Regions from separate parts of the Homo sapiens genome. Here region 1 is linked to region 2. A link is an interaction called in ENCODE POLR2A ChIA-PET data of the cell type or tissue named here. Cell type or tissue: Panc1. All regions are shown on one strand. Links, peaks and the distances in the headings refer to the core of each region. The heading gives the core; the rest is flanking DNA. Region 1 overlaps LINC00511 (long intergenic non-protein coding RNA 511). Region 2 overlaps LINC00673 (long intergenic non-protein coding RNA 673).

What was found. Peaks named below come from ENCODE experiments on the same cell type or tissue, not always from the same donor. Only the 100,000 strongest peaks of a DNase experiment are listed, where the experiment ranks them.
Region 1: POLR2A ChIA-PET joins it to region 2 with 11 read pairs; 4 of 35 experiments call an interaction of 5 or more read pairs at or near these places.

Annotation. Positions count from the first base shown.
Region 1 is chr17:72,595,094-72,601,468 of GRCh38, reverse strand. LINC00511 (long intergenic non-protein coding RNA 511) reads left to right here. Exons shown (of 5, transcript NR_033876.1): 5 at 2,325-3,428. Among named protein-coding and RNA genes, the nearest start is that of LINC00673, 5.5 kb to the right of the region's middle. RefSeq lists an enhancer at 3,867-3,916. In Panc1, for the core only: no CTCF peak of the experiment used is centred there; no DNase peak of the experiment used is centred there; H3K4me3 peaks cover 827 bases; H3K27ac peaks cover 1,600 bases.
Region 2 is chr17:72,525,168-72,531,542 of GRCh38, reverse strand. All of the region lies in intron 1 of LINC00673 (long intergenic non-protein coding RNA 673), which reads left to right. Among named protein-coding and RNA genes, the nearest start is that of LINC00673, 64 kb to the left of the region's middle. In Panc1, for the core only: no CTCF peak of the experiment used is centred there; no DNase peak of the experiment used is centred there; H3K27ac peaks cover 4,533 bases.

The DNA of each region.
Region 1 (6,375 bases), core at 583-5,582, 70 kb before region 2:
CTTAACAACCACTGGTGAAAGACAGTATATCTCAATGTCAGATGAATGGAGTACATGATAATGTAAGGGAAGTTCTGAGAAGACAGCCATCGCGGGGGTGGGTTGGGAAGGAAGGTCATCCCAGGAGTCTGAAGTACCTGCCTGGCACAAGGCAGGGCACACAAGAGGCACTCTGCAAGGACAAGCCCAGCAAAGTCCGAAAAGCATTTCTGGCAGATGGGATGGTGTGAGCAACGGTGGTGGTGGTGGGGTCATCACAGTGTGAGGTTGTAGGACCTGCACCAGGCTGGGAAGAATGGAATAATGGAAATATTAGACATTTGAAAGCCATGAGTCACAAACACTCAGAAGGGTGAAGGGGATGGAGCAAAAGAATACAGAATGTGTCTAAGCTTGGAACCCTGATGTCTGGGAGACTTAGAAAAATCACAGGCCTCAGCAAAGAATCCAGCAGGAAAAAAAAATGATTTGTGATTGGTATCTTATTTTGGATTCTTCTCGAGGCAGAGAAACGTTTGTGTGTAACTGGATTTGTGAGTTTATCTTTGGAAGAACAAAGAGAGAGAATTGGGAGGGAGAAAAGTCAATAAAGGGTGGCGAATGAGAGGTTATGCTGTGGGCATACAGGGCTGAATCTCACTGGGGACCCTCCAAGCAACTCAATAAAATAAACTTCAGAAGTGCCAAATCAGGCCAGGTGCAGTGGCTCACACCTGTAATCCCAGCACTTTGGGAGGCTGAGCCGGGAGGATCCCCTGAAGCCAGAAGTTAGAGACTAACCTGGGCAACATAGCAAGACCTCATCTCTACAAGACAAATTTTGAAGTTAGCTAAGTGTGGTGGCATGTGCCTGTAGTCCCTAGTCCCACTACTTGGGAGGCTGAGGTGGGAGGATCACTTGAGCCCAGAAATTCAAGGTTTCAGTGAGCTAAGATTGTACCACTGCACTCCAGCCTGGGTGATGGGTGACAGAGACCCTGTCTCAAAACAAAAACAAAAACAAAAACAAAAACAAAAACAAAAAAAACCAAAATTGCCCAATCGAAGGATGAAAAAGATGGAATATTTATCTAATGACTCCCTTCCTTGAGGGTTGTCCTTAGACAGGGTAAACCCCTGGCACTTCTGAGATGCTTCTGCAAGGAACTAAACAAGGCCAAAGAACAGCAAGAAAAATAAAAGAAAGAAAAAAACAAGAGTCACAGGTGGCTGAGGCAGGAGGTGGCCACTTGCTGGAATTGTCCACTGTGGCTGCAGGGCAATTTGGTAGCAAGGGGCCATTGGGTGGGGCATCATCAGTGGGTAGTTATAGATGCTTGTTCTTAGACAGCCTGGGTTTCAGCTGGTGTAGACATGTCTGATGGGCAGTCAGGAAAGCAGACCTGGAATCGAGCCAACCACTTCGTTGGCAGGATTGGGTATGAGAGGGAGCAAGGTACTGAAGAAAGGAGACCTGGGGACAGCTCAGGACTGGAGCCTGGGATGCATCCTATAGGTAGGGGGCGGGAAGGGAGCATAGTCAGTGGGCAGAGACCTCGTGCCTGGCACACAATGGCAAAAGCCATGGGAAAAGGGGATTTTGGGAAAAGAAACTGCAGAGAACAAAACTAAGAAGGCTAGAACCAGCACCCTGGATTCGGTGGTTAGTGGTTAGCAGGTTTCTGGGACCCTAGAGAAGAGACTGGTTTTTTTGTTTGTTTGTTTTTGTTTTCATTTTTGTTTTGACATGGAGGCTCACGCTGTCGCCCAGGTTGGAGTGCAATGGTGCGATCTCGGCTCACTGCAACCTCCGCCTCCCGGGTTTAAGCGATTCTCCTGCCTCAGCCTCCCAAGTAGCTGGGACTACAGACATGCACCACCATGTCTGGCTAATTTTCATATTTTTAGTAGAGACAGGGTTTCATCATGTTGGCCAGGCTGGTCTCGAACTCCTGACCTCAAGTGATCCACCCTCTTCGTCCTCCCAAAGTGCTGGGATTACAGGCGTGAGCCACTGCGCCCAGCTGAGAGGACACTTTTAATGGCATGGTAGAGGTAAGTAAGAGTTAGAATGTAGGGACTCAAGAGATGAGATGTCCCCTGGAGGCAAAGAAGGATGAGTCCATTTGATGAAGCCAGGAGGAAGGAAGGAGGAAGATGGCGGAAAGGGCTGCGTGACCCTGTGCAAGTTACTCTGAGCCTCTGCTGTCTTATCTGTAACACAGCAATAATCATCTTTCCTATCTCTTAGGGTTTCAGTGAGCATTATAGGTTTATAAGTGCTTAGCACAGAGCTGAACATTTAGTAAGTGCTCAATGAATGCTTTTTATCATTTATTATTGAGGGGAGAAGAAGAGGATGGAGAAAAAAACTGGATCATCTCGTGACATGGAAAGAAAGGTCTGAGCTCTGACGATCCCCTCACGTGATTATAGGCATGAGGACTCACTCTTCGAATTGTTTGAAAATTGAATGGACTGGCTCACACCTTCTGAAATTTCTTGGAAGCTCTGGAGTAACTATTCCACTAAAGAACAGCGTGTTTTTGGCTGAAATCTGTGACTGTTTGTTTTTGAGTTATTTTAATCTCTGTGTCAAGCATGAAAACCTCAGCAGCCTGGGATTTATAATTAGATCCCACTGGCATGCCCTCTCACCTCTCAAACATGCCACAGTGCTTTGGCTCTCTCCTTGTGCAAACCTCCCTTTGATATTTTTGGATATCGATACCAAGTGTATCTGCATATTTTAACCAACTGATATGCATATCCTGTGATCTGAGGCATTCGCTCAATGTGGGGCATCAGGCCAGCTGTGAACTTCCTTTAAAATTTATTTTGTGTCAAATGATTCCCTAATGCTATAGCTCCCTTGAACTGCTAGATTTATGAAAATTCTGCACAACACATAGCTCAGAGAAAAAAAAAAAAGAGTGTTGCAAGACCAGATATAGGATATCATTTGATTTGTTTAAAACACTCTGTCCAGGGGGTTTTGACTTGCTAATTTAAAAATAATTCTAAAATTAGGTACAGTTGACCCTTAGTATCCATGGGGGATTGGTTCCAGGATGCCCTGTGGATACCAGAATCCAAGGATGCTCAAGTTCCTGACATAAATGGCTTAGTGTTTGCATATAACCTACTCCCCTCTTCCTATATACTTTAAATAATCTCTAGATTACTTATAATGCCTAACACAACGCCTGTGCATCACTTCATTCATGTGGATTCAATGTAGTACTTGGTGTGAAGAAAATTTAAGTCTTGCTTTTTGGAACTTTGTGGATTTTTTTTTCTGGAATGTTTTTGATCTGCAGTTGGTTGAATCCACAGGTGCAGAACTATGGACACAGGGGGCTGACTATGTATATTTATATCCACTTGCAAAATTAAGAATAAAAATAATGTGCATCAGCAGGTGCAGATTCTGATGCTCGGTGGACAGTATGAAGTCTTCCATTTTTAATGAAGTCTCAGGCGATGCTGCTGTTGCAGTCCTGTCCAATAGAATGTTCTGTGATGGTGGAAAGATTCTCTATCGGCTCTATCCAATACCTAAGCCACACCTTTCACACATGGGGGAGTGGGATGGGCAATGGAAGAGCCCAGGCAGGGTAGGGAGGGGGCAGAAGGAAGGACAGCAGCACAGGTAGGCTTACTAAGATCCCTAACATTTATTTAGTGCCTGTAATGGGCAAGGCAGTGTGCTGGGTGCTTTACACCTGTTCAGCCACATTCTTACATCAGCTTGTGCAGAGCATTTACTCTTCCTGGAACAATCCTCGGTGCAGCGGGTACAACAATGTAAAAAGATCCAGTCCTTGCTGCTGGGAAATTTATAGACACGTTAACTGAAACTGTGGAGTAGGATGAAGTTTCTGAGAGAGGAGTCTGCATTTTTACCCTGGCCTTTCTATTTCGTCTGCAACATTAAGCAAGGTGCTTCATTGCTCTCAGTTTCGATTTCTTTGTTTCTAAAATAGAGTTAATCATAGTACCTACTGTTGGCTTCTTGGGAGATTATATGATGAGATACATTGTAAAGGTTCAGGACAGTGTCTGGCACCCAGCAAGCTCTCTGAAAAGACCAGCACCTATGATGGTATTGGTCCTACCCGTGAAGACAAGTGTATGCTGGCACCAAGAACTCTGATCCAAGTGCCATAGTTAATTTCAAAATACCTAATAAGCCTCAACTATGTGCAATACTTTAAATGGTGGAGACGGGAGGATCGTGACAAAGGGGAATAAAATGGAAGACCTCAAGAAACTTACTTTAGAAAGGGACTCAGAGTGCTTGGTGGTTTAATGGAGTTCTCTCAGTTACTGGGGATCTGGGAAGTCTTCATGGAAGAGGTGGTGTGTGAGCTGCCCCCAAAAAGCAGATAGAGGAAGAGTACAAAACTCCATAAGCAGAGGCAAAGGGCCTTCTGGATAGAGGAGGCTCTGGAAGCCACAGTGAGGACTAGAGGAATTGAGGTCTTTTTGGAAATATTAAATATTCCAGTTTTCCTGGAGCACAGGACAGGGGTTGTTGGGGAGCACAGGAGAAAAGATTGAAAAAGTAGATTAAGGTTAGGCTGCAGAAGGCATTGATGCCAGGCTGTTGAGTTTATATGTGAATTTGTGGGCAACGAGGGGCTTCTGAAGTTATTTTTCCTCCGCAATTTTCATTTATTTTCACCTGAAATGTAATATGCTCATTTTAAATTTAATTGTAAATGTAGAGGTCTATGAATAGTTAAAAACTCTTGAAGAAGACAAAGTGAGAGAAGTTCCAAATAAGGTGTAAGAAATGAATGGGCTTTGCCTGGCAGCTCACGCCTGTAATCCCAGCACTTTGGGAGGCCAAGGTGGGCAGATCACCTGAGGTCAGGAGTTCCAGACCAGCCTGGCCAACACAGCAAAACCCCATCTCTACTAAAAATATAAATATTAGCCAGGCACAGTGGCACACGTCTGTAGTCCCAGCTACTCGGGAGGCTGAGGCAGGAGAATCCCTTGAGCCTGGGAGGCAGAGGTTTCAGTGAGCCAAGATCATGGCACTGCACTCCAGCCTGGGGGACAGAGCGAGATTCTATCTTAAAAAAAAAAAAAAAGTATTAGAATTAAGACACCATGATAATGGTACAGAGTTAGAAAAACTGACCAGTGGAACAGAATAGAGAGCCATGAATCTACTCAAAAAAGGAGAAAATTTGATACACGAGAGAGGGTTGATATTGCAATTATTTTTATCACCATATATATGCATATTTATATTAAATACATATGTAACTTTTAAAATAACATCTCAATTTTAGAATAGATTTACAGAGCCATTGCAAAAATAGTACAGAGAGTTCCCATATACCCACTGATATGGTTTGGCTGTGTCCCCACCCAAATCTCATCTTGAACTGTAGCTCCCATAATTCCCACGTGTTGTGGGAGTGACCCAGTAGGAGATAATTGAATCATGGGGGTGGTTTCCCCCATACTGTCCTCCTGGTAGTGAATAAGTCTCTGATGGTTTTGTAAGGGGTTTTCTCTTCCGCTTGGCTCTCATTTTTTCTTGCTGCCACCATGTAAGACGTGACCTTGCTCCTCCTTTGCCTTCCACCATGATTGTGAGGCCTCCCCAGCCACATGGAACTGTGAGTCCATTAAACCTCCTTTTCTTTATAAATTACCCAGTCTTGGGTATGTCTTTATCAGCAGCGTGAGAACAAACTAATACAACCACACTCAATTTCCCTTATTATTACATCTTACATTAACATGGCACATTTGTAACAATTATGAATCAATATTGGTACATTACTATTGACTAAAGTCCCACACTTTATCAGATTTCCTTAGTTTTACCTAATGTCCCTTTTCTGGTCCAGGATTCCATCCAGAAGACCACGTTCAGTCATCAAGCCTCAGCCTTCTCTGAGCTGTGACAGTTTCTCAGACTCTCCTGGGTTTTGGCGAACTTGACAGTTTTGAGGGTTATTGATGAGGTGTTTTGTAGACCATCTCTCAGTTGGGGTCACTGTGTGCAGCCAACGCTTAAGAAATGGGGAGTTATACTCCACTTCCTGGAGGGCAGTGTATTTACATACATTTTTTGAAATTCTTCTGCACAGATTTCTTTTCCTCTGTGTATTTATTTTTCCAATCACCTAATTATATCAATATGAACTCATGAATTTTTTTATTACTTTGGTTATAATCTAATACCACTTTACTTAAGTTGTTGTTCAAATGGTTCCCCCACTTTGGCGATTAAGAGCTCTTTCAGTTGGTTTCTATGTCCTTCTCTCGTGGCCCCACCATTGTATGGTGTGTATGCTTGTGTGTCAGTGTGTTTTAGCACTTTCTTACTTTCTGACACTACGAGGTGCTCCAGGCTCATCTTGCATATTT
Region 2 (6,375 bases), core at 532-5,531:
TATGTATGCTGCGTTTAGGCTAATGACCCCTCAGAAGGAATTTGGCTACATATCTGGGAGTCTATAGCGGTTGCTTTATTGGGAATGGTATTGAGGGATGGAGGAGGCCAGGGTGGGTGATTTTTAAAGGGGAGGCTGAGGGTGAGATTTCTAACCAAGATGCCTACGTCATTGTCTTCCTTGAAATGCTCTTCAAATTTTAACATGAAACACCCTCTGAGGATGGTTTGTGTTTGTTTTTGTTTTTGAGACGGAGTCTTGCTCTGTTGCCCAGGCTGGAGTGCAGTGGCGCGATCTTGGCTCACTGCAACCTCCGCCTACCGAATTCAAGCCATTCTCCTGCCTCAGCCTCCCGAGTAGCTGGGACTACAGGCATGCACCACCACACCTGGCTCATTTTTGTATTTTCAGTAGAGATGTGGTTTCACTACGTTGGCCAGGCTGGTCTTGAACTCCTGACCTCGTGATCTGCCTGCTTCGGCCTCCCAAAGTGCTAGAATTACAGGCTTGAGCCACCACGCCCGGGCTGGGGACAGTTCTGACACAGAAGTGAGCTTATACTCCCGAGAGCTCTAGAGCTTTGGCCTGGACATTTCTTCCCAGCCTGGAAATTTCTTGGAAGTGTCCTTTATTCATGCTCAAAATTCCTGGGAATGCTGCAACCTCTTCCACCATGAAATGATAGCATTGCAGACTCTTGTTTTACTGCCCTCTTGTTCTAAACTCAAATATCCCTCAAGAAATTACAAAGGGTACTCCCTTTGCTGGCTTCCCCTCTGTTAAGCTGTGGGTACAGACATAAACCCTTGCCAGCCAGATGGCATTTTCTTTTTCTCCCGGTTGGCCTCTGTGTGCTCAACAGAAATGTTCCCACCCTTTGGATAAAGCATGGGCTGCAACCTGCAACATTATTGCAGGCTTTGTTCTTAGATTATGTGCCCCAGATAGCTCCAGCCAGGGATTTTTTCATAAAGTTGGTATGTGGGCGGAAGGAGAGGACTTGGCGTTTCTTTTGTAAGGACAGAGATAGGAAGAAGGGAGAGGCCAGGAGGTGATGTACTGGAAGATCATCAAAATGAAGAAAGAAACAAATATGTGGAGAGACAGTTACTTGAATATCAATGGTGTTTGTTTTCTGTGGATTTTCTTTGGGCTAGCGGGGAGGTGATATTTTGAAGTACAAAGGACCATCTAATCTGGTGCATCTCTTGGCATATTCTGATGCCTCTGGGTCTACAGCAATAAATCCATCATATCATTAGGAATATTTTGTCTGTCCCTCATCCCCTCTCCTGCGAGGTTATCTGAACAAGATGCACGAACTACCAAGTGGTTGAATTTTCACTTAGTGGGTTGCATGGATTGCAGGCGATTCCTAAATAACAGAGCAGAGACCAAGAGAGATACTGTCATACTTTTAGAGAAAGGCTGCTTCGGGAACAAATTTTTGAGGCTGGATGTTCTCTTGTTTTCCCTCCATTTTCCAAATTCTTAGGTTAATTAAGAGCAAAAGGAGTAAGCTATTAGAATTTTTACTATCCACACTAATTTGTGTGACTTTGAAAGTCGATTGAGTTGATGAGCGGTTTATTTTTAGAGTGGTTTTGGAATTGAAAATGTGAAGCTTAATAGTTTTTTTTCTTTTAGGGACTGTGAATGGACTTATCTTTAACTGGGCTGTATGTACATACAAATAAATCTTGATTTTCCGAGAGAGAGAGAGAGAGAGAGAGTGTGTGTGTGTGTGTGTGTGTGTAAGTGTGTACCTGGACCTGCACTTCCTGGCTGGTGTATCTATGTGTGCACAAATATATGCAGGACTATAAATAAAAACCGCAAATGAATGCCTTAGACTGAAACATGAGGGCTGCTCTTTCTATTTTGTGCAACAAATGAGGCGTGCAGATCTCCTTTGGAGACCAAGTCTTTAGGAGAAATAGCAGCTCCGGGAAGAGCCTGGCACCTTTGCTCTCTGGGTTTCTGCACCATGCCATCTTGTGGTTAGCAGGGGAGACAGTGCGTTAGGCCTGGGGATATCCTGGTCCCAGCTCCAGGGCTACCCCTGGGCCTCCCTTTCCCCAGTGGGTGTCTTTTCCTTGTGCTAACTTTAAGGATAAACCCTGATTTTGATGTTGCAAGGTAATGTGGTATAGGCCTCAAAGACAGACTATTGATCTTTTTATGTAGTTTCCTTATGGATGATACTTGTCGGTTTATAAGGCTAGCGGAAGGCCTGTGTGTGTGTAGGGGGGTGGGGGGTTGGAGTTGGGAGTGAGCTTGGTGAGCAGGTATGGGGATACCAGGGCAACCTGAGAGGTAGGCCACGTCATCACCATTTATAATAGGCTTCCAGGAGAGTGAAAAAGTCATCAGCGTCACCTAGACTGAAACAGAGCCAGGGGTAATAACCCAGGATGGTACACTGCAAGCCTACATCTATCCATTGTTATTTTCCATCCTTCAAACAAGAATAAATACTAAAAAAGAAGTTGAATGAATGCCGATTGAATGAATGAAATATTATAGAAGATACCTGGAAAAGTCAGAAGACACATACACCCACACCCATACACACATACACCGTACTCCTCAAGGAGTTGACCATCTAGACATTTAGCCATGTACCTTTAGGCAAGTTACTGAACCTCTCTGTGCCTCAGTTTCCTCATCTGTAAAATGGGCAGACTAAAAATAATGAGCACATACACTGCAGAGAATTAAATGAGTTAAGAATTAATTGATGTTTGGGACAGTGTCTGGTACTTCTGTGCACTCAGTGTGTATCAGCTATTATTGGGATGATGGTTGTCATGGGGGCAGAGTAGAAGCCTCTAGGTAGTGCTGGGAGAGACAGCATGCAGTGTGAGTCGAGAATGGCCCCGGGGGATGCTATGGGCATACAAGGAGGGCATCACCAGCTGATGGGTGGCTGGTGTGGGCTGTATCAGGTCTCCAAGGAGGAGGGATGATGCGGGTGAACCATGGGGCCAGGGACAACATGAGGTGACAAGAAGGAGACTGGCCTTGACAGAAAGGTCCAGGTTGTAGCCTCCAGGAGAGTGGCCACCCCGGGGACAGGCGGAGAATTGAGATGGCTGCTTCTCCATGAGTTGTCTGGGGTGGTAACAGCCAGGAAACCATTTGAAAACCTCGCTGGGGTTCAGGGTGGCATGCAGGGAAGAGGCGGCAGAGAAGACCAGATGAATGTCTCTGAGCTGAAGAGGCACAGAATGAATGAATGAATAGCATGATAGGTGGTGAGGGGCAGTCAGAGATGATGAGAAAATGGAGTGCGGCATGAGGAGAGCTTAGTAGGAACCCACGTCCTGGAGCACTAAGCTTGCAGCATCGTGCTCCCTTTATGCAACAAGGCTGGTGCCTTCCAGGGAGGTGGACATGGGGTGGGAGAAACGAGGAGATGGGAGCACCTCACAGGTTAGAATGGCGAGTCAAGCTGCCCAGTGAGACCTGGCAGCCTCTAACAGCAGTGCCAGCCCTAGCCCGCGTTTCCTCTCGGTGCCTACTCACAGCACCAACTCTGAACCTCATCCCAGACTCTGACCCTGTCAGTCACGAGCCAGAGCTGGGAATCTGTATCAGACACGAGCTTGCAATGCCCCAAGGGCTGGCGGCGACCCATCCCAAGGATGATGACTCCATAAATGAAAGTGTTAAATTCCTTACAGGAAGAAGGAACAAGACCAGTGGGGACTACAGGGAGAGGGGAGGAGGAGGAGAGTGGACAAGGCTGAGAAGACACTTCCTAATTGAGTGGCAGGAGGATGGTGGTGACATTGATAGGATGGAGAAGGGGTATCTGCTTACCTTGCTCACACTTTTTTTTCTTTTTTCTTTTCTTTTTTTGAGATGAGTTTCACTCTTGTTGCCCAGGCTGGAGTGCAGTGGCGTGATCTCGGCTCACTGCAACCTCCACCTCCCGGGTTCAAGTGATTCTCCTGCCTCAGCCTCCCGAATAGCTGGGATTACAGGCATGCACCATCAGGCCTGGCTAATTTTTTGTATTTTTAGTGGAGAGGGGGTTTCTCCATGTTGGTCAGGCTGGTCTCGAACTCCTGACCTCAGGTGATCTGCCCACCTCGGCCTCCCAAAGTGCTGGGATTAAAGGCATGAGCCACTACGCCTGGCCGCGCACACTTTTAATAGTTCTTTACAGTTGCTCAATGCTATGGTCTGAATGTTTATGTCTCCCCCAAAACTCATGCCTTAAAACCTAATCCCCAATGTGATGGTATTAGGAGATGTGGCCTCTGGGAGGCAATTGGGTCATGAGGGTGGTGTCCTCACCAATGCAACAGTGCCCTTATAAAAAAGGGCATATATGGAGCCAGGACAGTGAGAGGATCTGAAAACCATACTATGTAGAAATAGTTGTCAGATTTGATAAATCTTGTGTGTTGAATGAATGAATAGCCTGGATGAGAGGTGACTGAGAATAACAACTAATTTTGGTGTCTGAAAGGCTGCCATGGCAAGAGAATCTTTGTTCCATGTTATTCTGTAATGCAGGAATGAGACAACCTCATAGAAGCTCTTGAGTGACAGATTTCAGCACGATTCAGGGAGAGCTTGATTGGCAAGAATCTCAGTTACTTTTGTCATTAGTTTCAATCTGCTGCCTTGCAAAACCCCTCCAAACGGGAAATAAGCTCCTCGGACTGAGTTTCCATTATTCTCCTTTATCCAGAGGGCTCGTCGGTGGAGCCAGCTTCCATAACCGTGTGGCGGATTCGGAGAGGAGGTGGGAGTGCAGGTGAATGAACTCACTGTGATTGGGGCCCCTTTTTACAACCAACTTGGCTCCAGTTGGGCACAACATAAACCTGTGGCAATTTAAAAATTATGTATGTATGTATGTATGTGTGCGCTTTTTGCTGAAGAATAATGTTTATAAAGTACACAAATCTTAGGGACAGCTCAATGAATTTTTACGTATGTACACATCCACGGAACCACCATCCAAACCAGGATACCATTGAACATTGCCGTCAGTCTGGAAGCTGCCATCTTGTCACCTGTCAGTCAGCAGTTCCCTCCCGCCTTCTCCCCTAGGTAACCACAATATGGAGATTGTTAATATTGTAAAGGGAAGGTTTACTCTCCCACAGCTAAGGGTCAAAGACAAGCCCACGTGACAAGAAAAGAAGGGATATTTGCTTGTGGAGGTTTTTCTAGGTTTGGTTTGAGTTAAAAATGCTGGGCAGGCATGGTGGTTCACACCTGTAATCCCGGCACTTTGGGAGGCTGAGGCAGGTGGATCACTTGAGGCCAGGAGTTCGAGATCAACCTGGCCAACATGGCGAAACGCTGTCTCTACTAAAAATACAAAAATTAGCTGAGCGTGGTGGCACATGCCTGTAATCCAAGCTGCTTGGGAGGCTGAGGCAGGAGAATTGCTTGAACCCAGGAGGCAGAGGTTGCAGTGAGCTGAGATTGCGCTGCTGGACTCCAGCCTGGGCAACAGAGTGAGACTGTCTCAAAAAAAAAAAAAAGAAAAAGAAAAAGAAAAACAAAAACCAACTTGGTAGATCCTAAGATCTTTTTCTCACTGAAATATTTAAGCACTGCATTTTAAGAAAACTTCCTATTCATTCGTAGACTTTTATCTGGCCAGATTTCCACTCTGAGGGCTTTTCTTTCTAGTTATCTGACAAACCATAAATTTTATTTCCTTTAAGGGCAAAACCAACCTCCAAGCACATTTATGGCCCATGTTTTAAGAGCTGGCCGCCCTTTCTATCCTGTATCTCTGGTTAAACGTGTTTTCTTTTTCTTGGAGCAAATTTTTCAAAGAGGGGCTAAAGCTATGTGTTCCTCTGGAGAGAACTCCTGCCTACCCAGCAGGAAAGAAAATGCCAGAGAAGCCTCCGACCTGGGTTCTGCCCCTGGTAGCCAGGTCTCAGGCTAGAAGCCTTCTTTTTGGTTGCATTGGAGTCCTTCTCTACCTCACCTTTATTGTTTCTTCCTTCTTGGTTTTTATGTATTCTCCTCTGCCTCCTTTAAAGAGTGGCAACTTTTTGGACTTTGGACAATTCCTGTGTAGCAATCTGGGCTGATTTTAGAGAGTCCTTCTGTTTCCTGCTTTCCAGTGAGCTGATTGGTTGATCAGCTGATTTTATTTACCTTCCCCTGGAGGAAGTAGAGTCCCAGGATGCTGGGGAGGCCCGCTGGGGACCCCTGAATGCCCTTTATGTTGACCCCTTGTCTTTTTGTTTGGGTTCCTAGGGCTATGGACTGAGAGGCAGCATAACTTTGAAATGGTATCTATTGAAGGAGTCTCTTTCTGCTTCTCACCATATTGGGAAGAAGGTGGATTAAAACATTTATTTACTCTTAATTGTGGTAAAATATACATAA